Linked DNA regions of Mus musculus: region 1 is linked to region 2. The links are chromatin loops, found by intact Hi-C in ENCODE. Cell type or tissue: left cerebral cortex. All regions are shown on one strand. Each heading gives the region's core, and the rest is flanking DNA. Links, peaks and the distances in the headings are about the cores only.

Evidence for each region. Peaks named below come from ENCODE experiments on the same cell type or tissue, not always from the same donor. Only the 100,000 strongest peaks of a DNase experiment are listed, where the experiment ranks them.
Region 1: it touches region 2 in a loop (6-fold over the local background); 13 of 42 quality-filtered maps call a loop at or near these places.

What each region holds. Positions count from the first base shown.
Region 1 is chr4:106,360,275-106,375,558 of GRCm38, reverse strand. It overlaps Usp24 (ubiquitin specific peptidase 24), which reads right to left. Exons shown (of 68, transcript NM_183225.2): 12 at 15,038-15,141; 13 at 13,549-13,656; 14 at 13,307-13,402; 15 at 13,060-13,221; 16 at 12,824-12,871; 17 at 7,425-7,532; 18 at 6,687-6,836; 19 at 5,359-5,490; 20 at 4,464-4,575; 21 at 2,795-2,871; 22 at 1,760-1,900; 23 at 1,515-1,568. Among named protein-coding and RNA genes, the nearest start is that of Gm40218, 43 kb to the right of the region's middle. In left cerebral cortex, for the core only: no CTCF peak of the experiment used is centred there; no DNase peak of the experiment used is centred there.
Region 2 is chr4:105,142,425-105,157,708 of GRCm38, reverse strand. Gm29838 (a long non-coding RNA gene) reads left to right here and starts at 1,038. Exons shown (of 2, transcript XR_376486.3): 1 at 1,038-3,576; 2 at 4,066-4,586. Plpp3 (phospholipid phosphatase 3) reads right to left here and starts at 362. Exons shown (of 6, transcript NM_080555.2): 1 at 1-362. In left cerebral cortex, for the core only: a CTCF peak has its summit at 5,623 (motif pointing left); DNase peaks (open chromatin) are centred at 5,601 and 8,112.

The sequences.
Region 1 (15,284 bases), core at 4,622-12,621, 1.2 Mb before region 2:
CTGCCTTGAGCACTGCAAGGTTCTTAACAGGATCCCTGGCCTCTAACCACTAGGTGCCAACCAGGCTCTTTCCAGTTGTGACAATCAGTATTCACCAAATAACCTATGGGAGGCAGAATAAGAGCCAGTTGAGGGCTATGAGATGGCTCAGCAGGTAAAACACTTGGCAAGAAAGCATAAGGATGCAAACTGAATCCCTGGAACCCAAGTAAAGAAAGGAGGAGAACCACCTTCAGGAAACCTTGCCTTCTGACCTCCACATATGCAACACACGCGCGCGCACGCACACACACACACACACACACACACACACACACACACACACCCCAAAATATTAAAAAGAGCTACTTGAGATATGTGCATACTTACTTAAACTGTACTCCACATAGAAGAACTTGAATATTTGAATCTTTTATGGTGACATATTTGTATGGAAGTCACAATTTGAGGAACATTGTATACAGTACAGAATAGCACATATTTGCCATGAGGAAGATCAATTTATTAACATCTGGGGACAGTGGCATTTATACTTTTGGAATACCCCATTAGCTATAAAACTTAAGCACAGATTACAACTGAACATTAATCTTTAATGCTTTAAGCATCCTGGTAGAATTAAGGTGGTCAAAGTGAATGAGATGATATTAAACCATAGGCTTCTAATTAACAAAGACTGCCAACATCATTTACTTCTAGGTCTCCTGTTGTGGTTTCAAACAGCAGATATTGTATAAATTATGTGAAGCACGGACATCCTAGTACCAATGTGGAATCTATCGTACAATAGATGGTTCCTTATGTCCCAGAAGTGGGAGCTAGGACAGATAGACAGGAGAAAGAGGGGATGAGATAGAAGGTAAGATTTATTTATTTATTTATTTTGAGACAGGGTTTCTCTGTATAGCCCTGGCTGTCCTGGAACTCACTTTGTAGACCAGGCTGGCCTCGAACTCAGAAATCTGCCTGCCTCTGCCTCCCGGGTGCTGGGATTAAAGGCGTGCACCACCACGCCCGGTAGGAGAAGGTAAGATTTTATACAGAGTGTAATTGGTGTGTGTGTCTGTTTGTCAGCAGGCACTCATATGGGCATATGTTCATGAGTACACTCATGAGCTCATGCATGTGGAGACAGAATTTAATACCAGGTAGCTACTGACCTCCGCCTTGTTTTTTGATAGAGTCTCTACATTGAGCCTGAAGTTCAGTGTTTTGGATTAGGCTTGCTGGCCAAGTGAGCCCCCCTGAAAATCGCCTCCAGTACTGGAGTTACACGCCCCCACAGCAATGCCAGCCCCTAGTTCTGAATGTAGTTCTCATGATTTACAGCAAGCACTTAGCCCCTGACTACATCTGTGGTCACACCTATTCCCAACACCATGACATGGTACATTTGATCAATTCTCCAATAGTCTCTAGCCACAAATATCGACATTCAACATTTATCTGAAAACATACATTTATAAAAGGGGAAAAGAAGTCATTTAAAAGACCATTTTTTTTTTTTTACTCACTTCTAGTCTTGTATAGCAGTCAGCAATGAATTTCTTATGTAAAGACACTGAGTCCTGAAAGTCAGAAGCATATGGAAATTAAAATTAGACTCTGGCATTTAATTGTAACCATTAGTCAAGACAAAATACCAAAATAAATCAAATTGGAATACAACAAGGATCACAACTTATCAATAACAAAATACATAATTTTTTTTTTTTTTTACATTTTTATGTCTGAGTAACTTTTTCCCTTGGGGACTCACCTTCTTTAACCTAGGGTTTAGATTAATGTAACTGTAGTTTATGATTAATTGAATAGCTTCATTAGCAATTTCTTCATCAGGTGATTCCATGGCAATTTTCCAAATGAAATCCATTCCTACCAACTCCAACTTTTCTACATACTGTGTAAAATTAAAATGTATATAATTAAACTTAATAGTACACTAGTATTACAAATCACAGGTCAGTATTTTTTGCTACGTTATTGAGTCTGAACTTCTGTTTAACAAAATGAAGACCATTAGGTCAACCCCCTACTGCACTGATATGGAATGCTCACATGAAAAGCCACCAGAGGTAACAGGCACCCTCCATGGCGTCCAGGACAGGTGCAGAGATGTTTCTCCAGACAGCCCTGACACAAGGCAGACATCCACCCAGAGAAGCTAATCAACCAGAAACTGAAAAGGCTACTAATTCTGGGAACCCGATCCAGTCCTTCCCAAAACTCAGATAGAAATAGCAGGATACAGAGTTAAGAGTATCTTGTATATATCCTGAGTACTTCAGGTAGCAGGACCTCAACACCAGGGACTTAGAAAAGATCAAATGCTTGTCTTTTTGTCTTAAGGACGGATATGAATAGGAGCACTCTGTCGCTCTCCATTTTCCTACTTCATAGTCTGTCCCCACATTCTCCTTGCAGTCCTTGCTACTCACATCCTAGGATGTCCATCTTCTCATTATCAGGCCCTTGGGAATTGCTACATGGAAGCCTAGTGGACCAATGCCCTGGAAACCCACTGATAACCACAGGTGCAGAGCTGCCTCTACATGGGAGAGATGAAGAGTGGGCAGACTTCCTAGATGCTGAGGGGAGAGGCAGGGCTAGTCATGCAGCCACCGGGGCCTTCAAGGGAGCCTCTGCCACTAATGCCCAAGTAGGCAGGTAAAAAGACCTCCTTATTTAAACAAACATATTTATGTTTCAATCCATTAGAAGACAGTTTTTTCCTTCTGAATATCAAGTTACATCAAATATTTCAATGTATCTAGGTTGAGAATAAGATACATACCAACTGAGCTCCTTGTCTTTTCAACCGATGATCACAGAGATTCACATTTTCAAAAAAAGTCTTAAATAAGTTGAAACCTAAGAGTATAGAATGCCAGTCAAACCCATGCACTCAGACACAGATAATCGGGGAAGGTCTAAAGTGAAGCAGAAGGAAAGGCTATAGCGTTCCTGGAAATGGCTTCTCAAACAGGCATCTAAAGTGTGGTGTGCAGTGTATGACAGTGCAGGCCTGCAGTCCCAGAGCCAAAAATCTCCAGACCAGCCTGGGCAGCCCACCCAAATCCCATCTCAAAAAACCCCAGACACCTTTGAAAAAATACAAGCAAGCCATACATCTTTAATCTTAACTGGGAGGCAGAGGCAGACCTATGTGGGCTGGAGCTAGACTGGTTTGCATAGTAAGTTCCAGACCAGACAGGGCTACATAAAGAAATCCTGTCCTAAAAACCCAGACAAATCAAAACCACTACCCACAAACAACAGAAGAAAATACATGTAAACCAGACTTAATCAGAATTTGTAAGACTTGTGTGCTTCAAGGGACATTATCAAGAAAAGGACACAACATAAAAAAATGGAAATTTTTACAAACGATCTATCTGATAAGAAGCTAATACCCACAGTATATAAGGAGCCCGTACAACACAACAGTCTAATTAAAAAAAAAAAAAAACAAAGTCAAAATCATAACTAGACATTTCTCCAAAGAATCTATTTACATGGACAAAAAAACAGTCTGAACAGATGTTCAGCATCATTCATTATCAGGAAAACACAAGTCATTACTACAGGACATAACTCAGCACCCTCCAGGATACCTTTTAAAAGGCAGATAAATAAGAAGTCTTGACAATGAGGAAAATTGGCACCCTATACACTGCGGTGGGATTAGGAAATGGTGCAGCTACTTTGCAAAAACAGTTTGGCAGATTCTCAAAGGTTACATCTCATGGCAATATGACTCTAAAATTCATAACCAAAAGAAATGAGAACACAAAAAACTACTATATGAATATGTATAGCTCAAAATGGTAGCAACAAATGTTCACTGACCTATGAATGAAAATAATGGGACACCTACAGTGAAATATTATTCTCCTATAGTGACACCACAACCTGGGTGTGCTCTGAACTCATTACTCTTCCGCCACAATCAGAGAAGCCAGGTAGGAAGGCCCCAAGTAGTATATATGATTTCACTTGTACCAAACTGGGCCAGTCCATAGGAAAAGAGATTAGGCTGGGCAAGGGAAGGCTGGAAACTAGCTGCCAATCAGTGCAGGGCTCCTCTTAGGGGTTTAGGGGTGATAATGTTTAGAAAGTAGTCAAGGCTGCACACCTGAGTGCAGACTAAAAGTTGCTGACAGTATATTTACAAAATGGAGTTTTACAGAACTCAATAACTCAGCTAAAAGAAGTAACTGAAAGGAAGCATTGTGTACATTAATATATCTTTACTTAATGAATTCTATTTATTAAAGAATACAAAGATATTTTGGCAATTTCATTTATTAGGCTGTTATTTTAAATCTCAGTAAAATACCACGCAGTTATGTAGGTGGAGAATTACAAACTGTTCAGCTGCCTCTGAGAAGTAGTATTAAAGTTAAGAATAAAATCTCTCACTCTAAAAAAATCTAAAGCAAATAACTGTAAGTTTTCCCTACCATTCATAGTGATTTCATATGACTCCAATTTCAGAATCTTCTCCTTGAAGAGCTGCTGCTGGACGTCACTCTCCAGGTCATGCTGCCCCTTTGTAAACCACTCAAAGCACATCTGTGGATTAAGAAAAAATTGCCCTAAGACCAACTACAATCCACTGCAGACAGAAACACACGGCCATCTGGATAGTAAAGAGACGTTTTCAATACTTCTAACACTCCTGTAACTGCTCAACTGACACAGGAACCTGAAATGTTGGGTGCTCCAAAGCAGACGGGACAGGTCTTTCTGCTGGTCAGGAGAGTATGCACTCACACCTCTCGCTGAATCTTCTGCCTGCGTCTCCCACTAGTACTCAGGGAAGCCTTGCTGTCTGCCGAGCCCAAGTGCTAAGCACTGCCACATACTCAGTCCTTTTAACATGCCTAGGAAGTAGCTATTATTATTCTGTCATGAGAGGAGACCAAGACTCACTGTTAGCAAGTGCAAATGTTAAAGTAAGTGTTTGCATTTTTACTGTAATTGTTCTTGATTCATGTTTATATTTCTAGAGATAAAACATTTTCAGGAACTAAGTTTTTTAGCAGTGATCTAAAATTTAATCTCACAGGAAAAGAGAAAACTAAACTCTAACATAATTCTTCAGTGATATTCATTTTGTTGGCTTTAGTGTTGTAGCCAAAATTGAACAAAACGATCAAAGAGCCCACACACTTATGTCTATCATGGATGTCTTTTAAGACATGTTTTCCCTAGTACTTACAGTTCCTACTGCGCCATTCAGTGTTCACATACTCACAATGATAGCAAACAGGATGCAGAACACAGATGACATGAGACACACGGAGGAGGGCAGCATTTAGTGCATTGTCACTAACCCACAACCCCAGGCCTTACCTCTCTATCTAGCTCGCAGACGTCCTGGCCAGTCACAAGGCACTCCCAAATTTCTTTGGCTCGGTTCCACCCAAGATACAGTGTAGCTTCTTGTAAGAAAAATGCCAGAAATTTCAGATGTGCCTCTAAATACTGAAAAAAGCAATAATGCAACTAGTTAACTTGTTTGAGGCTGTCATCCTAAAAGAAACATTACAATAAAATTCTATAAAACAGATTTACACAGAACACTTGTCATGTAATTCATGAGAAAGTAAATATGACAAATGGACTTATCAGCCAATAATTCAATGCAGCAGAAGCAACCTCAAATTTATTACAAAGTCAGTTGACTGTAGATATGAATCAAATTCAATTCTAGTAATCTCAAAGGAACCCTCATATTCACAAGTGGTGAAATTAAGTTCTATTTCTGGTAGTTTTTTGTTTTTGTTTTGTTTTGTAGACAGCAGATCTTACTCTGAATTCTAGAATAGCCTAGAATTCAACCAATATAGCCATGAATATGCCATGAATTCACGACAATCCTCCTACCTCAGTCTATGGCTGCAGTTCTCAACCTGTGAGTTGTGACCCCTCTGGGGAATCAAAGGAACTTTTCACAAGGTCGCAAGATATCCTGCGTATCAGGATATTTACATTATGATTCATAATAGCAGCAAAATTAAGAGTCATGGAGTAGGAACAAAAATAGTTTTATGGTTGGAGGGTGGTCAGCACAACATAAGGAACTGTATTAAGGGTCTCAGAATTAGGAAGGTTGAGAACCACTGGTCTAATGGAGTCCTGAATTACAGACGGGAGGCACTATACCCAGCTAAGGTATTTTTTAAAAAAAATATTATTAGCCATCAATTGATTTGAAAACCAAATGTATGATCTACAGAGCTAGCAATTGTTCTTAAGAAATACTATTTTTCTAAACTTAGTTTGAAATTACAGTAAAGGACTGGAGAGACAGAGAGCACAGTGGGTAAGAACATTTATTGCTATTGCAGAGGGCCTGGGTTTAATTCCCAGCACCCATGCGGTGGTTTACAACCACCTGTTTCTCCAGTTCCAGGAAATCTGACGCCCTCATCTGACCTCTGTGAGCACCAGACCCCCATGTGGTGCACATACAAACATACAACACAAATTAATAAATCTAATGAAAAAAAAAGAAAAATATTGAAACTATAGTTAAGACTTAAAACCATTCCCACATTACAAAGATTGCTCATGGTGCCCTTCTATAGTTGTACCCAACAAATATTTGTTTTACAGTTCAAATAGAAAAAGTTAAGCCAATCCCGAAAACCACAAAACACAAACACAGTGAGTGATACCTCCCGGTAAGTATAGCGGCCATCCACCAATGTTAAGCCGGTTAAGCCTCCAGGCCCAGCCACGGCTGCTGCAAGTCGGTGACAAGCCAGTAAGCTTCCCGTTACCAGTTTGACTATTTCAAAATTTTTCTTCAGGTCTTGAATAATGCTCTTAATAAAAGAAACAGAAATGAAAGTGGCATGAGAATCTGCAGTCATTTTGCTGTTTAATGCAATATAGCTCTTATTTTAGAATGTAGCCCCAGATGCAAGAACAAACATGAGATTACTTCTGACAGTAAAATCAATCTGGACTTTACTAGGGAACTAAGACATTGCTAAGGGTGCCTCAAGGAGAGACGTGGCTCTGTGAAGAGTTACTGCGCCCTACGTGCTCTCCTGGGCCTCACCCCACATCCCTGACAGCAAGCAAGCAAGCTCTACCCAGCTCCTTAGACAAAGTCATCTTCTTGTCATTGAAAAGATTCTATTTTGTAATCTTTTCAAATTTGGGGACTATCATTAATGTTCTTAAAAGCTAGCCTAGTTATCTTAACAAATTAGCAATCAAGAAGAGTTAGGAGGACTATATCAAGAGAATGACCTCCTTTGAAAGAGTTCCAAATGATTAAAACCCACTGACATTACTAACCGTAAGCCGGTAAGATACTACCAATGCAACAACCTTAGCCACGCTTACGTATTACAATTATTACAATAGGCTATACACATGAGAATTAAAAATAAGTATGTTCCTACCTTGTCTTGCTTTTGATAGGTTTGTTTTATAAATGAACGAGTGATTTCATGAAGCTGACGTAAAGCTGGAACCACCCACACAAACTGCGGATTATTAAGTTGAGATGACTATAGAGTTAAAAAGAAGTTACATTAATTAAGCTTACAACTAAATGTCAGTCATTTATTAGCTATAAAAAAATGTTTGAGTCAATTATTTCACTGTTACACATTCTATAATTTTCCCTTTCATATTACTTATTTATAGCTTATCTCCATGCAAGCATAATCAGCCTTCAACTTCTTACTCTGCATGCAATTTCCTAAGGCCAAGAGCTGCAAACAGGAGTGGACGTGAAATGACAGTAAATGTACAGGAGGACATCAGCAAAAAACAGACAGGGAATCAGCAACTTCAGAGGACAGATTAAGTGCACAGGGCTGCTAAGACACGTTGACTCAAAAAAATAAATTATGGCAAAGCTGACACTGACCTGGCTAGCAAGGAAAATGGACTAAGAATATGGCTTTCTTTAATTAATCTGATCAAATTACTGGCATGAGTTAAGTACTAATGAAACTATAACCTGTTTCTCTTTCTATTTAAGGTACTCTGCCTTAATAACTAAGTGCAGGGCTTGGGTGCAGCTCTAAGGTAGACATGGCTTAGTGCGGACGAGCTCCTGGGCCCACTTCTAGCACTTCCCTGACTCCATCCAACCCCATTTCTATTTTCATTAATTATTAAGGATACTTTACTCAGACTACACTTTATTTTCAAAGCACTTCAAATATACTATTTCTGAAACTGGTACAATAATCTGGATCTTTGTGTCATAGATAAAAGAAATCTAATAAGCATGCAATTGGCCTTTAATCAATAGCATCTTTTCAACTATAAGCTTTCATAATAAAATTGCTATCAGATTAAATGCTATTAATCAGCTGATTGATTATTAATCAATTAAAGCCTTACCATTTATTTAAAAGGCTAAATTTTTTTTTGTTTTAAGTAATTTTATCAAACTTTTCTGCAAAATGCAAACCCTGTTGAAAGGACAGTATTGAAGTCTTAAAAGAAATACACCACTACTGTAGGTTACTTTGTACAAACTAATTACTACCACCAAACGATACGTTCTCCTCACCTCAAGTATGTAAGCCAGATAAGTTACCAAATACCATATTTCCTGGATTTTAAGTATCTCAACTTGATACTTCTTCAATTATGTCAACAGACACTTACCAGCCACTAAACATTAAATGTAAGCTTTTATAACTGTCCATTATTTTTGTATATACAAACTTACCTATACAAAAAGGCATTTGTTTATCTACCTGTTATCTGAGTTGAGCTGTTATTTAGTATAGGTAGTACCAAACAAGGATGGCCTATAAACCTGAATTTGGGTTACTTATTTATATGTTATCAGAAACATACCATGACATAGCACAACTACCCTGAGGTGACTGTCAAAGCAGTTCAAGTCATTGTCAAAGCCAGAAGCTACCAGGAGACAGTTCCCGTGCACGGAGCTCTTGCACTCAGCACTGGTATCTTTGCCCTGAGCTGTATTCTAACTCACAGAAGCTGCTCAACCTATACTATTCAGCACTCAAAGAAAAAGTTGTTTTCATGAAAGAAGATGAGCACACAAACCTCCCCATGCTTCAGTATGCCTCAAGGACTGCTGGGGATGCAATTCAGTGTTGGCACACTTGCCTACATGTGCACGCCCAGACTCTATTCCTAGTAACTCCAATACCAAAGATTTCAGGGTGGTCCAAATCACTACTACAGTAGAAACATGAAGTTATACATAATTGATAAAACAAAACAAAAAGGTTTCATTTAACTACTGGTGTAAGTCTTAACAATGGCCGATAAAGGGAAAATGAACTTTTTGTCTTGGTTTTGGGGCAGTGTCTCAGATAACATGGCTGGCCTCAAACTCACTGTAGTTGAAGATGATCTTGACTGTCTGAGTCTCTTGCCTCCACCTCCTGAGTACTGGTACTGGTACTGCAAACATGTGTGATAATGATGCAACTCTTACTAGGCCTCGTTATGCCAGGTAAACATTCTACTGAGCTAAATAAAGTTCAACTCCAAAAGGTAGTTTCTGTTTATCTTCTCTATAAATCCAGTAACTCTACAATGTAGGCTGCAATCTCTGGCATCTTCAAATCATAGAAATAAGGTATATATTGAAGGCCAACTACTTCTGAAGTTAGCCAGAATATTTTTGCTAAAAACAAAATTGTCAAGACAATGAGGAAAACTGTGTATCTGAACTGATACCTTCCAAAAAGGATACAAAAAAAAAAATATGCCTAAACCCTTTATCAATACGCAGATACATTTAAAAGTATCAGGACTAATTAGGTCAATTATGGCTAGTGGAAATTATACTTTGAGTAAATTAAGAGAATAGCCATGTAAGTTGGGATTTAAGAATCACTATTGATAGTCTCTCTGAAGGACAGCAATCAGGAACCATGTTAGCCATGGTTAGCTATGGTATTATATTTTTAAGTTACAAGAACAATTGAAAATTCCTCTGATTGCTAAAGATGGCTGAAAGTAAACTGAATCTTTGATGACGTCACTGAATTTAGTGTGCTCTCCAAAGTAGAGTGACAGCAAAGGAAGCTGTGAGGCTCAGCCAGGTGGCTGCAAACCTGTTTGCATTCTCCTCCTCCACCTTATGAAACCCAGGATACATTCACTGCCTCAGCAAGTAGACCTTCTGTGCAGACATCTCACGACAAAGCCCACTGACTTCTTACACCTAAAGGCAGGCCTCCAGGCAGTACCTTAGGAGACATAAAACCTAAGTGTACTCCAATCTCTCGTGTGACTACCCTCTAGGCAGCTAAAGAACGCATTCACACGGACTTCTCTCTTCTCAGGGCTGAACACCGCCCCCCATTTCCTTATCTGCATTGCTTTGCAGTTTTAGATTTTTATCTAGAAATAAAGTAAACAAATTTATAAGGAAGAAAGTCTTTAAGCAGAATTTCCCCCTTCACTACCTGCACTACTGAAGACGCCTGGCTGGCTTTACTGTCTATTCTATCCTTCACAAACAGGAGCAACTCACTGACAAACACATCAACTGTTCCAAATCTAAAAACCTGAGTTCTAAAATTGAAAGCTCTTTTGAGTGTTAATATTATGTTTGAAACTTTTCTTATTTTGAATTTGGGATGCTCAACCAGCAAAGTCTATGTAAACATTCTAAAATCCAAAAAGCTCCAAAACTGGAAACACTGTAGGTCCCAAGCATTTCAGACAAGGCTTATTCAACCTGTGAAGGTACAGCAGTATGTGTCTTCCTAGGGTGCAGGAGAGGAAGAGGAGGGAACTAATATTTACCAGAAGTCGGACAGGTGCTGTCAGGAGACCTACAGACAGCCTATGGAATATGAAAACACTACTACTGGAGAAAACATGATTTCTGTTTGTTTAGTAATTATATCTTAGATGGAACATTTAACCTTTTAACTGAAGGAAATAAGAAGTGAAGTAAGAGACAAAGGGTTGGGGTGGACAGCGGAGGGTATAAATGAAGCAAAGGAAAGAAAGAGGACCAAGGGAGCTTTGGGGACCTCGGCAGAATCTGTAAAAAGTCAGAGTTTCTCAATATGACAGTGGAACTTGGGAACTTGGAGTGTCAAAAGCAGCAGGAAGGGAATCAGTTGGGGGAGAAGAGGTAGCTGAGGGCAGGAGGGGAGTAAGAGGTGGGTGATCTTGTCTTACCCTTCGCTTAGTTTCTGTGTAGCCTGGCAGGGAGACATAATCCCCAGTCAGCCCACCTTGCTGCCTGGCAGGAAAGGGCATAGCATAGAAAAACACCTTTAGTGGTAGTAAATATTTCACTCCCCTGCCAGGGGGCTTTGATCTTCCCACTGCCCCCCTTCAGCAAGTGCACTGTGAGTATCTGTGAAGCACTTAGCAAACTGGCAAGTGCTACTATATAAAATGCAAGCTATGGTTACATGGGGAGAGCAACAGTGCACTAAGACTTCCTTTCTGGGAGCAGCAGGGAATAAAAAGGAAGACCATTCCTCTCGAATCTCATAAAATGACCAGATAGTTTCCTTTTGCTGTTGTGTTGTTACAAAGCAACAGACACGAATGAAGTGACTGCAAAGAGAAGCAATAAAGACACAATAATGCACTTGACTAGGACAGCTTGGTGATGCTCAGTGGGACAAGGGAGGAACAAAGGTCCACAGGAGTCTCTGGATTCAAAAGCCATTTCCCTCAAGGGAAGGAAATGTCCCTTCAGCTTCAACCTGCATATCTTAACTATAAAGAATAAAAATGTCTGTTGCCTAAAAGAAAAGAGTATTTTCCTAGCGGTCCCTTTTCTTTATTGATTCTATTGAAGGGTATATGTTTCAGTAACTCAACGAAAACCATTCAATCATAAGAGAGACTGCTAAATTATGTGAGTCACTGAGCAGAGGAAACTGGAAAACTTAAACTCTGAGTAGAAAGCAAGCATTAAACATTCGTCATTCCTTTTAACCCCAGCGTTACTTGTGTTTGTAACAGCGCTATTTGTATAGTTTGTGAATGCTTTTTTAAAAAAAAAAAAAATCACTAAAATTCCACTGTTCAAAGTTCAATGTCAGAAATATGAAACACCACATTCTTACATTCCCATCTAAACTTCATAGCCAAATAAACTGAAGTGCACAAAAGCCCGGTAAATCGCCAAAGCTTGTTAGCAAGAACTATGTGTCTATGGGTATCAGATGAAAGCCCGAGGTACTCCAGCTCCTTTGAAGAACACCAGTGGAAACCATGGAGAGGTCTGGCTGATGAAACACTAATAAGTCCCTATCTATTTTTTACCAGAAATGTTTCCATGTTATTAATATGAAACTCCAAAAACAGAGTCGTCCCTACATGGCTAGGATGTAAGTGTAGGGCTGCCTGAGTGCTGCCTGCGGCTCTGATCAGGGCTGCTATGAGAACAAAAGCGTGCACGTGCGCATGTCAGACGCACTGAACACCGCCCCTCTCATACACCAGCAGCACATGCGCCTTCCCCTGCTTGCTCCTAGCCACAAATACTCACTTTCCCTCCCTCATGGGAAAAAATGGGGACTGAATTTATTTAGAATTCAATGTGCTTTAAAAATTATATATACTTTATGTATAATTTAAAAGGAAAATGATGCTGAAAGTCATGCAATTTCATAAAAATTATTTTTCAATGGAACCACTTTTTTTCCATTTAAGGGTAAACAGCTGTAAGTTCTAAATAAAGCACAGCTCATGAAGCTCAATCTGTAGACTAATATTAGTCTAGTAAACACTAAAATATCTTACAAGTAGGATGCAATTTACTAAAGGTAATTATAAAATTACAATACCTTAGTTGGTTCCATATGGAAATACTTACCTTAAATCCATCTTTCTTGTTTTTCTCCAAACTCGACCATTCTCCAGGCTGAAAATTAGGGAGATATAAGTGACTGGTAAAAATAAAACCTATAGCCCCAAATTTGGATTCTAAGGTAAAAGTTTCCAAATAGGACATTCCACTTAATTTACACTATAGGAAGGAAATTTTCTTGGCTCTAATCCCTCAGAACAATATTACTGCTCTGACAGCAGTCAGAGTAAAGCCCAACCGACCCTTTTAATGTCTTCTATGCATTTAATGATGTAGCTCCTCTTGACCGCCTCCTTCACTGCGTACGCGTCACTGAGGATGGTGAGGTGCTCCTCCAAGGCCTGCTGAATGAGGCTGCTGGGCAAGGTGGGAAGGTGAGCCAGCTCCCAGAGGACATCTAACACCTGAAATAGCACCAGATGATGAGCCAGCCCACAGGCACACCGTTGCAAGCATTTGTAGCTAGAATAATCCATTTGGTTTTCCTGCCTTTCCAGAAGTGGCCTCAAACCGAGCTTCCCGGCCGATTCGTCCGATCAGACTCAGCAACTTCTGTCTCACTCTGTCACTCTCGGTCTCCCAGCTCTGCACAGAACAGACAAGACACAGAGGTATCACAGTCAAGGTGGTGAAATTAGCAAAAACGCTAAAATCTGAACTAAAAAGGTTAATAAAGTAAGAGAAGTCCGTTAAAAGGCGTCTGTTGGGGATGGACTCAGTTTACACTTTACCTTCTGAATAAGGACGAACAAATGATTAAGCTGGTCTGCATTAAACTTCACAGCTGCCGCAGCAATAATTGTATGAATGTTCTCAATTACTGTAGATGACTGTCCTGACTAGAAAAAAGGAGACACCAGGAGAAAGTTAAGTATTGGGACTTGGCTAAACCTAAGTCTTGCTGACAACTTAGAGTGACTGCAGTCTGCTCAGCACTCACTCCCATGACAACACTGGAGGTTCAGGGTCACACAAAGCAACTGTTACTAATGGTCACCTGGCTACACCTCCACTCCCAGCAGCACTACCCAGCAGTCTCTTACATGTGAAGAAGCAAAAGAATCAAGTTCTTAGCCTGATATTTATTTTAGGAAGAGAATAAAATATTTTCAACAAAAATTCAAATAGATTTATTTTGAACTGATAAAATTACAAGACAAATATACATTGAGTGTTTTTACAGAGTAGTGATCAGGGCTTCAGTTGAGAGTATTATTGGCCCCATTTTAAATGTTGCTTATAAAATCTTTATGACTTCAACTAGTACTTTTGACCCAATGGCCAGTAGCATAGACCCTACTGTGAATGACTGATGCTCATTTTATAACCTCAGTCATGTAGGTTCAGTTAACTTTCTCCAAAACCACTATGGATATGTAGCTGTTCATTAAATGTAGCAGGCATTCTCATTCTGTCTCTGTCCCCCTCCCCTGTCCCATCTACTAATCTTCACCTCTTGTGGGTTCAGAATGTATACTGAGAAAACATTATACATGAGGGTGTTCACCAAGGCCAGCGGCCACATACGGGAAGCAAAGTCTAGGGACCTAGGAGTGCTTTTCTGTAATCCTGCCCAACTGTAGCCCTCTCTGTACTGCTGGGAGGGGAATCAGCTAACTGTGCTCCCACAGTGTCCTGTCAGCTAGCTTCCTGTGATGAGCAGTGAGTAGCAGGACTGGGAGAGGAAGGAGTGGTTTGGGCTCAGGCTCAGAGAATGAATACAGGGCTGGTGGGCCAGCAGGGGCTCTGGCATTGCTAGTGGGAGTGGCACTCTCCACTTTCACTGTCTGCACCTCCCAAAGTAGATTCCTCCCAGCCATCTTCCATCTTAGCAACACTTTTTTTTTTATTTTGTTCTAAACTTTTAAAAAAATTCTTTATGTGTGTGGATATTTTATCGGCAAATATGCCTGTGCACCACATGACTGCGTGCTTTGTAAGCAATTCCCCAGCGTCAAGCCCATGTGTCTGACATGTGTCTGACATGTGTCTGACATGTGTCTGACATGTCTAGCACAGTTTATTTCCAGCCAGATTTTGACTGCTACAGAACTAAGTGGCCACAGGTAAGAAGAGCACCGGCTTTCACAGACTAGGTATAGCTCACCTAGTACAGACCAGAGGAGGTCCCTCTGGTTTGACTGACTCCTCACCACCCTACCCCCTCTCCTATAGTCCATACATATCAGAAAAAGGCAAAAATAATTCTGCTCAACTTACTTGTATCTTCCAAATTTTAGTGAGTTCATCTAGTGACAATTTACTGCCCAAGAGTTCAATAATTCCCTTTATTCGATCACAGTATTGTGCTTGGTCTATGTTGCCTAATAGAGGAGACATCAGAGGGGAACCAGATGCAGTGAATAACAACTCTACTAATGCAAAGCAGTAATAATTTCCTAAGATTAACTAAAGACTAATAAAAATAAACAAGATGTTTGCACCTTTTAAAAGTGAAAATAATTTA
Region 2 (15,284 bases), core at 4,365-12,364:
GACGCGGGTAGGTTTCCCCTCTGGGCGCCTCTGCTTTCCTCTCAACCCCAAACTGTTCGCTAGTCCAAGGGGAAGAGAGCCAAATCCCGAGCAGGAACTTTTGCAGAACTGTGCTGCCCCGGACGCGTCCGGCTGGCGTGCGTCTGCGTGCTGGAGTTTGCGAGTGGGCAGCGTCGGCGTCCCGCCACGATCCTCCGCAGCTACTTAATGAATGGAGCAGCGCGGAGCCCTGCAACTCCGCAGCGTCCTGCAGCTAGCTCTCCTCAGCGTCTGCCCAACTCCAACTCTGCCTCCTCCTCCTGCTCCTCCTCCTCCTGCTGCTGCCGCCCGGGCTGCCGCTGTGATCGCTCGGTTTGTTTTCTGAGCTTATATTTCACGAGCGCCTTTAAAAAGCGAGGGGGGAGGAGAAGGACCTCCTTACTTGGCTCCAACAAGATTCAGAAAGCACAGCCCCTTCCTTAAGCTGCCTAAAACGTAGGATAATTAAGGCCACATTTCCCCCACCCCTTTTCCAAAAAAAAAAAAAAAAAAAAAATCGTAAAAGAAAAAGTTGTTCTCAAACCAGAGAATCAGGGAGCCCCTAGCGTTCAGAAACTCCAAAGCATCACAAAAGGGGAGGAAAAAAAACATATAAATAAAATTTTTTTTTCTTGCTGGCCTTTGATTAGAGGTGGGGAGAGGATCGGTGGGAGGTCTATAATACTAAAATGCTTTCTTTATTTACTTGTTTATTTATTTACAAATTTCAGCCTTGAATTGGATTATCCTAAAAATTCAATTTTCAAGGAAAGCTAGGTTGGTTGTTGTTTTGCTTTTAACGCTCAGCACCGGATAATTGTGCTAGATTCCGAAGATCCTACGGTGTAAAAGACTCCGGGCTGGGCGGTGGTGGCGCACTCCTTTAATCCCAGCACTTGAGAGGCAGAGGCAGGCGGATTTCTGAGTTCAAGGTCAACCTAGTCTACCGAGTGAGTTCCAGGACAGCCAGGACTACACAGAAAAACCCTGTCTCGAACCTCCCCTCCACCCCCCCCCCCCCCGAAAAAAAAAGAGACTCCAGAGCCAGACCCCCTGTTCTAGAATCCTATGTCTCTGTGCCTTAATTTCCCCGCGAGTAAACTACAGACACCAAAATATTTCTCCCCAGGCAGTCATGGTGGAGATATAATTGATTCTTTCTCATGTGCTTCTGCAGCAAAGCTTGCACAACAGAGGAGCTCGGTGAGTTGAGCCAATACTACTAGTTCTGAACGTGGGTAACCAAAGCCAAGCCTGCCCGCCTCTTTCCTAGTCCAGCTGGCCTCCGGCATACCTGAGCATTATTGGCCTTGACTTTCAAGGAATCTGATGTTTCCCTTTGAATACTTTTTATATGGTTTTATATGATTTTTAAAGTTGATTACTTTTTTATGAGCTGGTTTTTTGTTTTTTGTTTTTTTTTCCTTCAAGAGAATCAACACTTGAAGGGTCAGGACCCTCCCTTACATTTTCCTTAGTATCAAGCTTGGAGCACAGTACATAGCATACAAATGCACATTTCTTCCAAGGGTCTTTATAATACAGAGGTGGAAATGGCTCAATGGTTCTAGCATTGTTGTTTGTTTGTTTGTTTGAGACAGGGTCTCTCTCTCTCTCTCTAGCCCTAATATGTCTTAGAACTCACTATGTAGACCAGGCTGGCCTCAGACTCACAGAGATAGATCTGCCTGCCTCTGCCTCTCGAGAGCTGGAATTAGATGCAGCTGGTTCTAGTTTTTATAAAAAGATTATTCTATCTAGTATTCTATATCAGTCTATACAGACTAGTGTTTTGCCTGCATGTATGTCTGTGTGCCATATGCTCGAAGCACTCACAAAGGCCAAGGAGGGCTGTTAGATCCCTACAACTGGAGTTACAGATGACTGGGAGCCACTGTGTGGGTGCTGGGAACCCAATCTGGGTCCTCTGCAAGAACACTAGTTGCTCTTAATCACGGAGCCATCTCCCCAGCTCCAAGTCCTAGCTTTTGGATGGATAGTACAAATGATATCCGACTGCCCTAGTGGGCCACTCCATAACTCTGTATCCCACCGCCAGCCCTCTTGAGTATCCCTTTTATTGCCTACCGCTTCGGTCCCACCCCTCTACCTACATCATAAACCTTCCTCCCCTCAACTAGCACACTGTTTCTCCTCCGGTGCACCCTGATCTTTCACCCCCTCTCCTTGTCCTGCTTGGTTCCAGCACAGGATTAATTTTACCTTCAATATTTCGCCTAGGCCACTCGTGCAACACTCAGTCTAACTTGGTGTCAGTTAACAAAAACTAGTCATTTGTGTAAATGGCCTTTGACGTGGGACCGTTGATTATCCTCAGTGAGCCTCTGTAGTGCTCAGGGTTTGAGGTATGCTGAATTAAGCCCACATTGGACCTAATTAACGATGAGACTGGCAAGGAAAGGCAAAGTCCTGTCTTCTGAAAGCAAGATGCACCAAGAAAGTGCTGGAGCGGACGTGTCAGCTGCCAATCAGAGGCATCCCGCCCATCAAAGGAGAGCAGGTGAGGCCCCTTGGCATCTAAGAGAAGTTCCTTGAAACCCCCTTCAGGAGAAGCAGCACAGCCTCACCTGGGAAAACAGCAGCAACAATGCGAAGCTAATGTTATAATTAACAGCACTCTAAAAGGAATTCTGGGTACCCGAGGTTCTTCCATGCTCACAATCCTCTTCTTCACGTGCAGAAACCTCCTTGAAATTCAATGTGCCAAATCTTCAGAATTCCAATCAGCACAGAAAGGCAGCTTCTGCCGCCTGCTCTAACCTGCCGCCCACCTTGGGTCCTCCAGCATCTGCGCTCCCACTTCCCACTCCGGCTTCATTCCCTTGCACAAGTGGCCATAACTTGCTGCTTCAAGGCCTGAACCCTGAAGCCTGTCTTAGAGATCTGAAGGAGCAGCAGTGAAAACCACTGCCCAAGACACAACTGAGTGGAGCTCAGCTAGTCCAACCTACCTGCTCCTCCTCCTCCTCTGGAAGATGACTTACATTAACAACAAATGCACTTTAAAAGCCCAGCTTTTCTCCAACCATAGCTGAGCCATCATTGCTGTTTTTACAAATTACTGAGATTGCTAACTTTAGCCCACACTAGCTTCGGTTCAAGGAATCTATTTTATATTAAGGTTCTCTGGCTTAACCTCAATCACTTATTAGGAAAGGTAAAAATCTGTTATCCCAAAAGCAGACTAAAACAACAACAACAACAAAAAAGATAAATGAATGTTTAAATAAAAGCTTTCTATTTCTACTTACAGGGCTCTCCTCACTAAAGGATTGGATTGTGCTGTTAAGTGATAGGTGTAGCTCTCTGCAAACAAGATTATATTTGGATAGCGTTCAAGGGAACAGAATATTTGAAATATTCATTAAGACTGACTTGAACAAGCCATAAAATACAGTGTCAGCCTAATTCCTTAGGTAATTCCTTAGATAAACAAAGCAGCCTTAACTCCCATTGGAACTGGCTAACAATGAGACGGACAAGGAGCGGACATGTCAGCTGCCAGTCAGAAGCAGCATCCCGTCCAACCGAGAGCAGGTAAGGCCCCAGACAGCCGAAAACCTTTTGACTTTACTCTTTTTCCTCATTCTAGTTTGTCCCCCTTGTCCTGTCCTCCCTTTCCTTAGCTTTACACCTGACGCTGAGCCATTTTACCAGCAAATAAACCTCAGTGAAGCCAGTCTGATGATAGTTTACAATGGTGTCATTTCAAAGTCATTAAGTCATTAAAATTCCTGGTAAACATAGCTTACCAAAACTCACACATTAAAATGACAGCCACTTCACTAGCATGGCTGTGTAAAAACTATCACATCAGCAGGGATAAACGCCCTTCTAAGAGTAACTTCGTATGTGTGGCAACATGTCATTCTCAAATAACCGATCCCTCCCAAGAGGTTTAATAGCCTTCATTTCTAGGATCTCTCAGTTACCTCATAACTCTCTCTCTCTCTCTCCCCTAATATCTACTTAATCAGTTTAACCCCCAATACCTAATTAATCATTTTTATTTTTTTTGAAGAACAGATATGAATTGGCTCTGGAAGTGTTTGAAGGAAGAGAGTAGCAGCCACGACACTACAGAGTTGTACTCAAAAAGCCAGAGTCCATGTTTTAAGTTGTGAAAATTAAGAAGACATAGTTTGGCTAGAGAGTGCCGGTTTATCCAGGTTCTTCAAAGCCGAGCCACTCTACCTCCTCCAGCATGTACTACTCAAAGCTGCTGGCTTGCCCCTGTGAACACTGAATGTGATATCTTGTGTAACTCCATACTTATCCTCCTTGGCCAAAGCAGGAAGGAGCAGAGATGTGGGTCAGAAAATCTGGTCTCTGCTGATGCAAACAGAGGAACCAGCCCAGACTCTACTTCCCTTGAAACTTTTCAATGAGGTAGGTCATTTTTTTTTTCTTCTGTGGAAGACTCCAAGAAGTTTTGAAAACTAAAAGAACACACCTGAAACCACGTGGTTCACAATAAGCAAATGAATGTTTGGAAGCCTTCAGTTGGCCCCAGCACTGCAAACATAATAAACAATGCATTAAATGAATACTATTTGTGACTTCAGTACTCATTAGCCCTATTTTACTGATGGGAAAATCTGGGCAAGCCTATTCAACTGGATGGAACCAGTTTTCTAACAGATAAAGTGAAAGCGATTCTCACATTAGCTCATGCAGAGCAAAGTCGGCCATGCTGTACACGCTACAGAAAAATGTCTCTCCTTTCCTCTGAACGCAGGAGAGTGTTATGCTTGCTTTAGAAAGGCAGTGGTGGCACATGCCTTTAATCCCAGCACTTGGGAGGCAGAGGCAGGCAGATTTCTGAGTTCGAGGCCAGCCTGGTCTACAAAGTGAGTTCCAGGACAGCCAGAGCTACATAGAGAAACCCTGTCTCGAAACAAACACAAACAAAACAAAAACCAACCAACCAAACAAACAAAAAGGCAGGAACCGAATCTTGGAAGGAGGAGAGCTTGCTTAGGTTGAGGTAAGGAGAATCCTGAAGTCCTGTTTGAAGCCAGATTTGTTCATTTCTAAATCAAGATTGTCTTCATCCCACCAGACCCCGTTCTGGAAGATGCTCAGAGATTTCTGCTTCCGCCCAGCGGTTCCCCCAGAAGGCTTTGCGAGCTCTCTTGCAGAACTGGCCTCCCTTTGTTTTTGTTAGGAAACGCGGCTTTAATTGGTTTGTTGTTTCTTGCAGGATGGTAAGATCACAATGTCGTTTGACATCATGTCTCTGAGACAAGAGATCTGTGTCCATCATTTGTCAGGCAGGTTGTTGTTATAGGAGGAGAGTTTTGGAATATCAAACCGGGTCGCTGTGAGACAACTTTGGAATCACATTAGCATTCTTGCCTCTCTACAAACAGTACTCTTTTCTTTAGCTCAAAGTTAGAGCTGCGAAGAGAAAACGTTACCTTCTCCACACAGTTAGTACTGGAAGCAAAAACAAAAGCCAGGGGTGCAGGCCTACTTGAGAAACTAGTAAATGAAGGCACTGCCAAGCTTGTTCAAGACACGGGTAAAAGCAGCCTTCTGCTCTCTCAAAAGGAGACTCATGCTGCCACCTTGTGACACTGCGGGAAAATGCTCATACGATACCAGGAGTAAATTGCAATTGGAGACTGAGGAATGGCTGGAATTATTCTGTGATGTATGAACAATGGGCAAGCAAGAAGAATAGGTAGGTTTTGAAGATTGGGATACTGGTTATTCATTTGCTAGATATCTAAAGGATGTCTGCTATGTATGCTCCTAACACTTCCAGGAACTAGGGATGTTGTGGTGAGTCAAACAGACTAAACCAGCAAATGACCAGGTTAGTTCCTACCTTCATGGAGCCTTTAAGCATCTGGCTATAATACCCATGAACTCATCTTAAATTCTAAACAACCACAGGAGCAAATTTTTTCCATGTTAAAAATGAGATTGCTAAGCACAGAGAGGTGAAGAAACCCGCTGAAGGTGGCCAAGGGCTGAGTCCCAGACTTGAACCCAGGAAGAGAGGAGACATCAAGATTTTAATCAGTAACCAACACTGAATAACCTTTGCCTTCTGTCAAACATATAAGGAGAAAGATAAGTGTTCCTGACGTGACTGCTTATTTGTGTTTGTCCGAGAGGAAGTGGTGGATGATCGTGTGCACATGTGTGTCCATGTGACCAATGAATTCACAAATAGGCACACTCACTGCATTTCTGCGTGCATAATTACTCATTGTATACATACATGTATTTTATCACTGTTTCACCACCAACCATGGTTTTCTGAGCACCCGTGCTGTGTTAGGACTCCCCATAGGACTCGAGGATAAACGTACCAGAGCTTGGGGTTGCATCCTTTATAGGCATTGGTTGTTTTCTTAGGACAGACGATAATCTCAGACATAAATCAAAGTGTGTGCTTCACATGTAAAATGACAAGGCTTCAAGCACCAGTCATGATGAGAGGAGTCATGATTCGACACAGGGGCACAAGAGAAAGGCCCACGGTGCATACAAACCATGATTGTACAGCGTGGCTGGAAAGGTGTGTCACAGCTTAAGTGCACAGAAACAGACACAACACATTTCTACCTCACACACATCCTGGTTGATCTTTCACACGTCTAAGTCTTTGGTTGTAGAAAAATGCACCTGTGCTATGCTGTGAGAGTAATTAGTTGTGAGCCTTTAAGTTGACTTGTTATTCTTACACTAGTAGCTTTTATATAAATATGTGCCTGGCCACGAACTACATCCAAATCAAACACCTCAATCGCTTCCCTAGCCACTTCCCAATTAATGATCCTTCACCAAAGTTGAACCTCGTACAACCAGTATCCAGTATACATGAGGATAATGTCCCTGTGTTACCTTATTCAATATGATGTCTGAAAGGACCATCCAAATTCTTTTGTGGAGCTATACGTCATTTTTTGTTTGTTTGTTTTTTTCGAGACAGGGTTTCTCTGTATAGCCCTGGCTGTCCTGGAACTCACTTTGTAGACCAGGATGGCCTCGAACTCAGAAATCCACCTGCCTCTGCCTCCCGAGTGCTGGGTTCAAAGGTGTGCGCCACCACGCCTGGTGCTATACGTCATTCTTTTTTCACTTACTTTATGTTGTCTTACTTCCTGATTGGTCATAACTTACTTGTTTAAATTGGGTTCTTTCTTTCTTTTTAGGAATTATTTATTTTATATGTATATGTATACCATAGCTGTCTTCAGATACACCAGAAGAGGGCATCAGATCCCATTACAGGTGGTTGTGAGCCACCATGTGGTTGCTGGGAATTGAACTCTGTACCGCTGGAAGAGCAATCAGTGCTCTTAACCACTGAGTCGTCTCTCCAGCCCAAATTGGGTTATTTCTATTTGTAATATGTCATAGATAAGGCTGCTAATGAGCCCCCCCCCCCCCCTTGCACACATCTTGCAGGAGGGATATTCTTGTTCAGTTAGGTAACCTGCACAGGATAACTGTATTTCCATGTAATAAATACTATTCCAGAGTGTTTCAGAATAGCTACACCAATTCATACTCTACCTGGCTGTGTCTTCAGCATGTGATATTGTCAGACCTTTGGAGTTTAGCCATTCTGGTGGGTATATATGGGTATTTCACTGTGGTTTTAATAGGCATTTTTCTAAAGAGCACTGTGTTATGTGCTCAATAGACATTTGTCTATATTCTTTAGTTAGATGCATATTCAAGGTGTCTGTCCCTCCTTTAAATGTTTTCTTAGGGATTATATATCTTCTCTATGGAGGATATAGTTCCCCTATCTGTAACTTATCCTTGTACTTTCTTGATTCTACATTTTAGAAGTCAGCAGAATTTTTCTAAACAGTGCCAAATAGTAGCTATTTTAGGCTTTGCAGGGTGTATGATCTCTGTGTCAATTAGCCAACTCTCCCACGGTACTACTACAGCAGTTAGAACGTCTTCCATTGAGGAAGCTTGACGGGTGAGTTGGGCTATGTTTCAATCCAATTTATGGACGCTAAAGTAGAATGTCATTCTTGTCTCACATATTACGAAATACCATCTTCCGATTTCTTCACCTACATAAAAATAGAAAAACTATTCTTACTTCACAAGCTGCTCGCTGGGATGTGGCAGGCTTAATTTAGCTGCTGGTCCATAACTTGCCAAGTTCCAGTGTATTTTATAAACCTAGGTTCTTCATTCTAATGAGTACCAGTTTATCCATCGCTTTATCATTAATGCCTTGTACCAATGTAAGAACTCTCTGCCTAAGGCACTACATCCCCTTTGTTTTACTCTGCTAGTTGTATTGTCTCCATCTTGTGCTGTCTATAATCCCTCTGGTATTGAGTTTTGAGTGGGATGTGGGTCAAAGGTCAGTACTTTTGTTTCTGGGTATCAAACGATCACCATACCTTGTGCAACTATGACATGCGTGTGCCCTGGCCCTTTTCTCTATGCTCCTGTATTGAATCAAATCTCTTCTAGTCTCGGACTCGACAGCTATTCACTGAGCCTCATTGTGCAACCTGGCTATATGTGCTACGTATGGGGAAAGGGCCAAGACAGGGAAATGTCCAAGTTTTTCAGAGTGTTAGCATTGATTATATTAGCAATTTGATGTATGGTCAAACAGAAAATAATTATTCTAGAAAATTAACCTAGTTTGTCATTCTAAGTCCACAATAAAAGTCAAACTAACCATGGACTTGGATCACATTAATAATTGCTACGGTCACATGAACATCTCTACCTTAGGTCACTTATCTGCTTCATTTAGTTCTACATAGATCCTGAATTCACACAAGCATACACATACACACACAGACACACACACAGAGACACACAGACACACACACACACACACACACACACAGATACACAGATACACACACAGAGAGACATACACACACACACACACATACTTCTGAAAGGCAATCTTTTACCCTGGAAGGAAAAAGTATGAGTGTGAGAAAGTTCCTAATAAAAGCAAAGGAGAATTTCATATTTTTTTCCAGATTTATTTATTTTTATCTTATGTGTTTGAACGTTTTGCCTGGATATGCATATATGCATCATATGTGTGCCCATTGCCCTTAGAGGTCAGAAGAAAGCATCAAATCCCCTGAAATTAGAGTCATGGCCAAGTACAAGCTGCTGTGAGGCCGTGTGGGTACTGGGAATTGAACCTACACCCTCTGCAAGAGAAGTGGATGCTCTTAACTACTGAGCCATCTCTCTAGTCCAAACTTCAGATTTTTTATTGATTATAACAAACTGAAAGGTAACCTCTAAGAAAGATAAGAAGTTCATCCAAAAATCTATGAAATTTCCTTACTTGGAAACGACAGGAGGTGTGATTGTTTCTGATACAGTTGCATTAAGGGTCTTGTGGGGCCTAAATCTAATGACTGTGTCCTTACAAGAGATAGAGAGGAGCTGGGCTGTAGCCCAGCAGTGGGACACTTGCCTAGGAAGAACAGGGCCTTGAGTTTGATCCACCAGTGCTGAGAGACAAGCTAGCACTAAAGCAAAGACATGAGAACACTGGGAAGCTCACAAGGCAGAGGCAGAGATGGGAGGAGTGTGGCCGGCAGGAACGATCCAGATCCAGGACGCTGGCAGAGATAAGCAACGGGGTCTTCCAAAGACCCTTGAAGGAACTGAGGACAGCAACATGGCCACTCATCTCTCATGTCCTAAGCCACTGTTACAGCATTCCCAAGCCTAAGCCACTGGGAAGCTACACATCATTATCTCCCCCAGTCCACTTTTATTTAAGGGAATAAAAGTTCCCTTAAATCTTGGATGATCAAAAGTGGGTTGCAGGATTACAGGGACACGTTGTGGAGCCTATGCCTTGAATGTCCACTCTATGACCAGGCCCACACCTCCCCAGTCTATCTTCTCACAGAGGTTAGCTGGCCCTGCATTTTTTATTAGATTTTTAAACCTGTCTTCCTCTACTAGACATCAAACTCTCCTAGAATAGAGGGATTCTCCACCCCCACCCCATGCCCCACACCCAACTCCTTGCTTATCTCTTTCTTTTCTTTCTTGAAAATCCTTGTTGTCGCAACAAAAAATTTTAACCTTGGCACACATTCCATTGACCTTGTCACCAAACATTCTAATAGTATGTATTCATATATTCATGTCTTCCTTTACAAATCCCCCACACCTGTAGTTTCTTTGAATGGTTACTTTTCTTTTTTTTTTTAAGAAATTGTTTTATTTATTTATATACCAAATATTGCACCACTTCCTGGTTACTGCTCCAAGAGTTCTTCACTTCCCCCTTCCCCCTCCCCCCTCTCTGTTGCCTCTGTTCCCACCCCATTCCCTCCCTTCCCCCTGATTATCTGTTTCTAATATCTACCACTCAGTAAATGATAAATAAATTAGAAGAAAAACAAAAGTATGAGTGAATATATGAAGGACTTGTGTCGCCATGCACAAAGACTTCAGGGAGAGGTCATGATACTTTTGACACTGTGGAATGAGTATTTTCACATATGGAAGCCTGCTTCTTCATTGTTCATTAGATTAAAGAGCACAGCCATGGCCTGAGAGATTCATCTCACCATGTACTGTGTTCCAGCACAGTCAATTTCCCCCCATGAATTATGTCCTTTGTCTTGTCTCTGCATGAAGTTCCATGTCTTCTGTTTTATGTTTTCTCCCCTCCCCTCCCCTCCCCTCCCCTCCCCTCCCCTCCTTCCTTCTCCCCTCTTCTCTCCCTCCCCTCTTCTCTTCTTCTCTCTACTATTCTTTTCTCACTTTTCCCCTCCTCAGGCAGAGTTCACTGACCTTTTCTCCCATCTTTCGAATTCTCAGTCACTTTCATGTACCTTCTGTGAGGACTCTCCTGTACTGAAATTGCTGTAACTGGAGTTATATTGTGTGGCCTCTTGCCATTGTCTCTCTTCATTTATAATGCTTTAAAGGCCCATCCAAGTCCTAGTGTATGTCAGCACATCCCTTTTTCTCATTGCTGTATGTTATTTAGCCAAACAAATATGATATACTTTTGTTTATACATTCATATGGAGAGTTTTAAATTGTTTCCACTTCTTGAGAACTATAAACAATGCTGTTAGCCCTTCCTTCTTCTGAGTGAAATGTGAGCCTACTTTAGATGAGTCAAAAGAGGGCTGTTCTGACTTGCTTTAAAAGAATCACTCTTTGTTTTTTTTTTTTTAGTACACTAGGTATGAGCAAAGGTGAAAACCAGGACTCTGGAGACTGTTGTACTAATGAAGAGAAAGATGGCTATGAATTGAGTTAGGCAGGGAGAGAAGTTTGGGAGGGTGGTCAGTTTCTGAGTGTATTTTTAAAGTAGAACCAACAGGAAACATCAAAGGTAATTCATGACATTTTATTCTTAGTAACCAGGATGATGAAGGAGTTGCCATCAACATGAAGGAGAAAGATTCCTTTGAAGTGAAGCTGATCTGGGTAGTGGAGGGCTGGAACTGTTTGGACATGCTAAATCTAGAACAATCTTTTAGACAGCTGAGTGATTGGATGGCATGTAGACAGCTAGATCTATATTATAGATATCACTTAATTTTTCTTGATAACATCAAACAGCTAATACTAATGTATTTTTAAAAAATCCATTCAGTGGATGATTAGTGGTGCCTGCTATGTATAAGGAGCCATTGTAGGCATCTCATGGAGTGGAGTAGTATCTTTGCCCTGGTCTGTGTGCTGCTGGTTGTCAATTAAAGCTATGTAGAATCTGGAAGCCTATTGCTCTGTGTCATTTCCACTGGTGATGTGAGGTTGGGTATGTATCATATATTTCCCACCCTCTGCCTCAGGTTCTTCAGCTTTAAAATGGGGCTCATGCAAGATGGTAGCTGAAATCTTCCCACAGTCTTGAATATTCCTCTTAATGCTTATTGCAGTGAAAACTGGGCTCCCAGATGACATCATGTCCTTGGCCCTTTGCTAGGTTTGGATGGCTTCTTCACCTTATCTTCATCCACCAAGCAATGAAAACAGAAAGTGTTCTATGTATCCTTGATGCTCCATGATGTCTTTCCTGTGGTTGCTTCCCTACCATGAGTTTAAAAAAAACAAAACAAAACAAAACAAAACCTCTCTCTTTTTTTTTTTAACAACTAGCAATTCTTTATCCTCTGATTACATAGGTACTATTCAGGGTAAACAAAAGTTTATATCACATTGCCACTGGTTTCCTCTCCAAGTCCTTCATCACAGGGCGCCACACCTACTGTGGTATTTCCAATACTCTGCCTGCTGACTGTGGTCCTGGGTGGACTCTGAGGTTGTGTTTTCCTGAGGATGGTGATTGTTATCACACACATGATCTAAGAGTTCAGTCACTGCGTTGTCACTAACAGACACATCCCCAGAACCTAACCCTAACCTAAGGGTTTCAAAACAGATAAAGCAGAAGAAAAAAAAAAGATACATCCCAACAAATAACTTATAATGTCTAAAAGTGATATGCAAATATTTACATTTATATATTCAAATATGTGGATTTCTACTGTAGTAAGAGTTTTAATATCTTTGAAAAGCACACAAGTATTATGGGAATATGCTTTCACTTTATTCCTAGAGGTGGGGTATGGGGCTGTTTTACATTGGCCACAGCAGCTGACTATGATTTGCCTCATGCTCTAGCAGGGGTGTGATTCTGCCAGCTGCAGATAGTTTCTGCAATTATGCAATGTTTGGAATTCTGGGGACTTTTCCAACGTATATAAATGCTAGATCCCAGATAGGCGGGTGGTTGTTGTTGGTTCATTTGCTGTTGGCCGAGGTTTGTTAAGCCATCATGTGCAAAGAAGAAACAAACAAACAAAAAAAAGAAATTAGAAATCCTGATGGTGAAGAAGGAACTTGCCATCCCTCATCAGCAAGACGTAGTCTAACAATAATGTCACCCCTTTCCCCTCTATCCTTTTTATCTCCTATTTATTATTAGGAGGATGAAAAGGAAGAAAAAGGGTGGAGAAAGGTAGAAGAAAAAAGAACTCACTAAGTAGCCAAGAACTGCTTCTACACTTTTCAAGCATGAGGTACTTATTGTGTGTGCTTTTATGGTTAATAGGCAAGCACTCTACACCAGGCCACGTTTCTTGTCCTCTTTTAAATAATTTTGAGATAAGGTTTTCCTAAGTTGCCAGAGCTGGTCTTGAACTTGTCATCCTGGCACCTCAACCACTTTAGTAGCTGGGATGCCTTAGTAGTCATGTGCCATGCCCAGCCAGCCACAATGCATTCTTTAAAACCGTGTTTCATTGATCTAGCCACTCATTTGTATAATTACCTATTGGACACGTGTGTTATGTTAAGTCTTATGAATAGAAATTTGTCCCGTGAAAGACTCATTATCAATGAGTCTTTATTCTTTATGGGTCTTAGTGCTGTGGCAAAACAGGAAGTCAATTTTAAATTTGACTATGTAGAATATAGCAGAACGCTGTTTAAACAAGAGGAGATAGGCAAAGGGCCATTCTCAGCCGGAGGGAAAAGATGAGAAGACACATGAGTCTAAGGCTTCTAAGAAGGGTTCTAACTTAAGGGGATCCTTTGGACAGGAATTGTCCAAAGCAGGACACGGAATCACTATCAAATGTGTTTCATTCCTGCCAGTGAAGACAACAAACCAGGCAGTGGTGGCCCTGACCCAAGCCTTTAATCCCAGCACTCAAGAGGCAGAGTGAGGTGGAGCCATGGGTTCGAGGTCAGCCTGGTCTATAGAGAACATTCTAGAGCATCCAGGGATAGACAGAAAACCTTTGTTTTATCAGTGGTGGTGATGGGAGGTACGGAGCTAAAATATCTGAGGGCTTCAGGAGAAGACCCTTCCTCTGTCCTCTACACGAGGAGCAGAAGAGGCCAGCAAGAGTATAGAGGCAAGAAACACATGGAGCAACAGCAGAAGGGAAAGAAACCCCATTCAGCACCTATTGAGGAAAAAACTACACTTGGTTACCCTGATGACTGGACTGGGAAAAACTCATAGTGTTAAAGGCAGCAATAAAAAAGAAAGGTCACGTAAACTGATCAAGGTGTCCTCCAGCCTCTTAGAGGAATAAAAAACTGATTTATCCCTTACAAAATAAAAGAGAAGTCTCTTTATTATAATATATAAATTCATTTTATTCATTTGTTGATTGAGTATATGGTACTGCAGTATGTATTTTATAATTGAACATGGGGAAAATATTTTGTCTAATTTCCTAGCCTGCAGGCATGCAAGCAAAAATAAGTATTTCAAAGTTCATTTAAAAAGTTCTGTTCTGGGGCTGGAGAGATGGCTCAGGGGTTAAGAGCACTGACTGCTTTTCCAGAGGTCCTGAGTACGATTCCCAGCAACCACATGGTTGCAGGAAGCCAGTGTGGCCACATGGGCCTAGATGGCACCCTGGCCCATTGCCAGGCCTCTTGAACCCCACTTGTTTACTGCCCTGCTTGAGCATGCACAATGGAGCTGCACGCGTGGGCTGCCTGCCAGGCTGGACTGTTCCTTGTGATCCGGACCTGTCAGCCTATCGGTGAATGACCTGAGCTTGTGGCTGGAGCGTGTGTGATTTCTTATTGGATGAGGTGGGGTAGAGCGAGATGAGGTCAGTCAGCGTGAATATAGGAGGGTTGTTGTTATTGTTGCCCTTGCTGAAGTGGAGAGAGCTGTAAGAAAAAAGCCACAAGTAAAAGAAGAAACTGTTGCGTGAACCATGGTGTCCATGTCATTCTTGTCTTCGCAGGCAGCAAGGACTGCACCACATGGTGGCTCATAACCATCTGTAATGAGATCTGATGCCCTCTTCTGGTGTGTCTGAAGACAGCTACAGTGTGCTTATATATAATAAATAAATCTTTAAAAAAAAAAAAAGTTCTATTCTGCCCTGGACCATTCTTTCTAGATTGTTCTTCAGGAATAAACAGTAATTATATAGGTTGTTTCAGTACTTGTTCCACTTTCTCTAACTTATGACAGGAATCAGAGGACATAATTGTAAGCCCAGTGTTGAGAACTTAGCTTTCAATGGACGTGTCTCTGAGTTCTCTTTGGAAGAGGGTACATGTCCTCAAGTTAACTAAATGGCTGATTTAATTCCCCTTCATGTTGCCTAGGTTCAGAGATGAGGTCAGACTCCCCAACCTGCTCATGGCTGTAATCATGGGTAGGTTAAGTCACCTCCCTGTTGCTGCATTTTCTGTCTCTTAAGTGAGAGGTAGAGTAGGTCCTGCAGTGCCTCGTGCCTATGAAGGTAAACATTTTACAA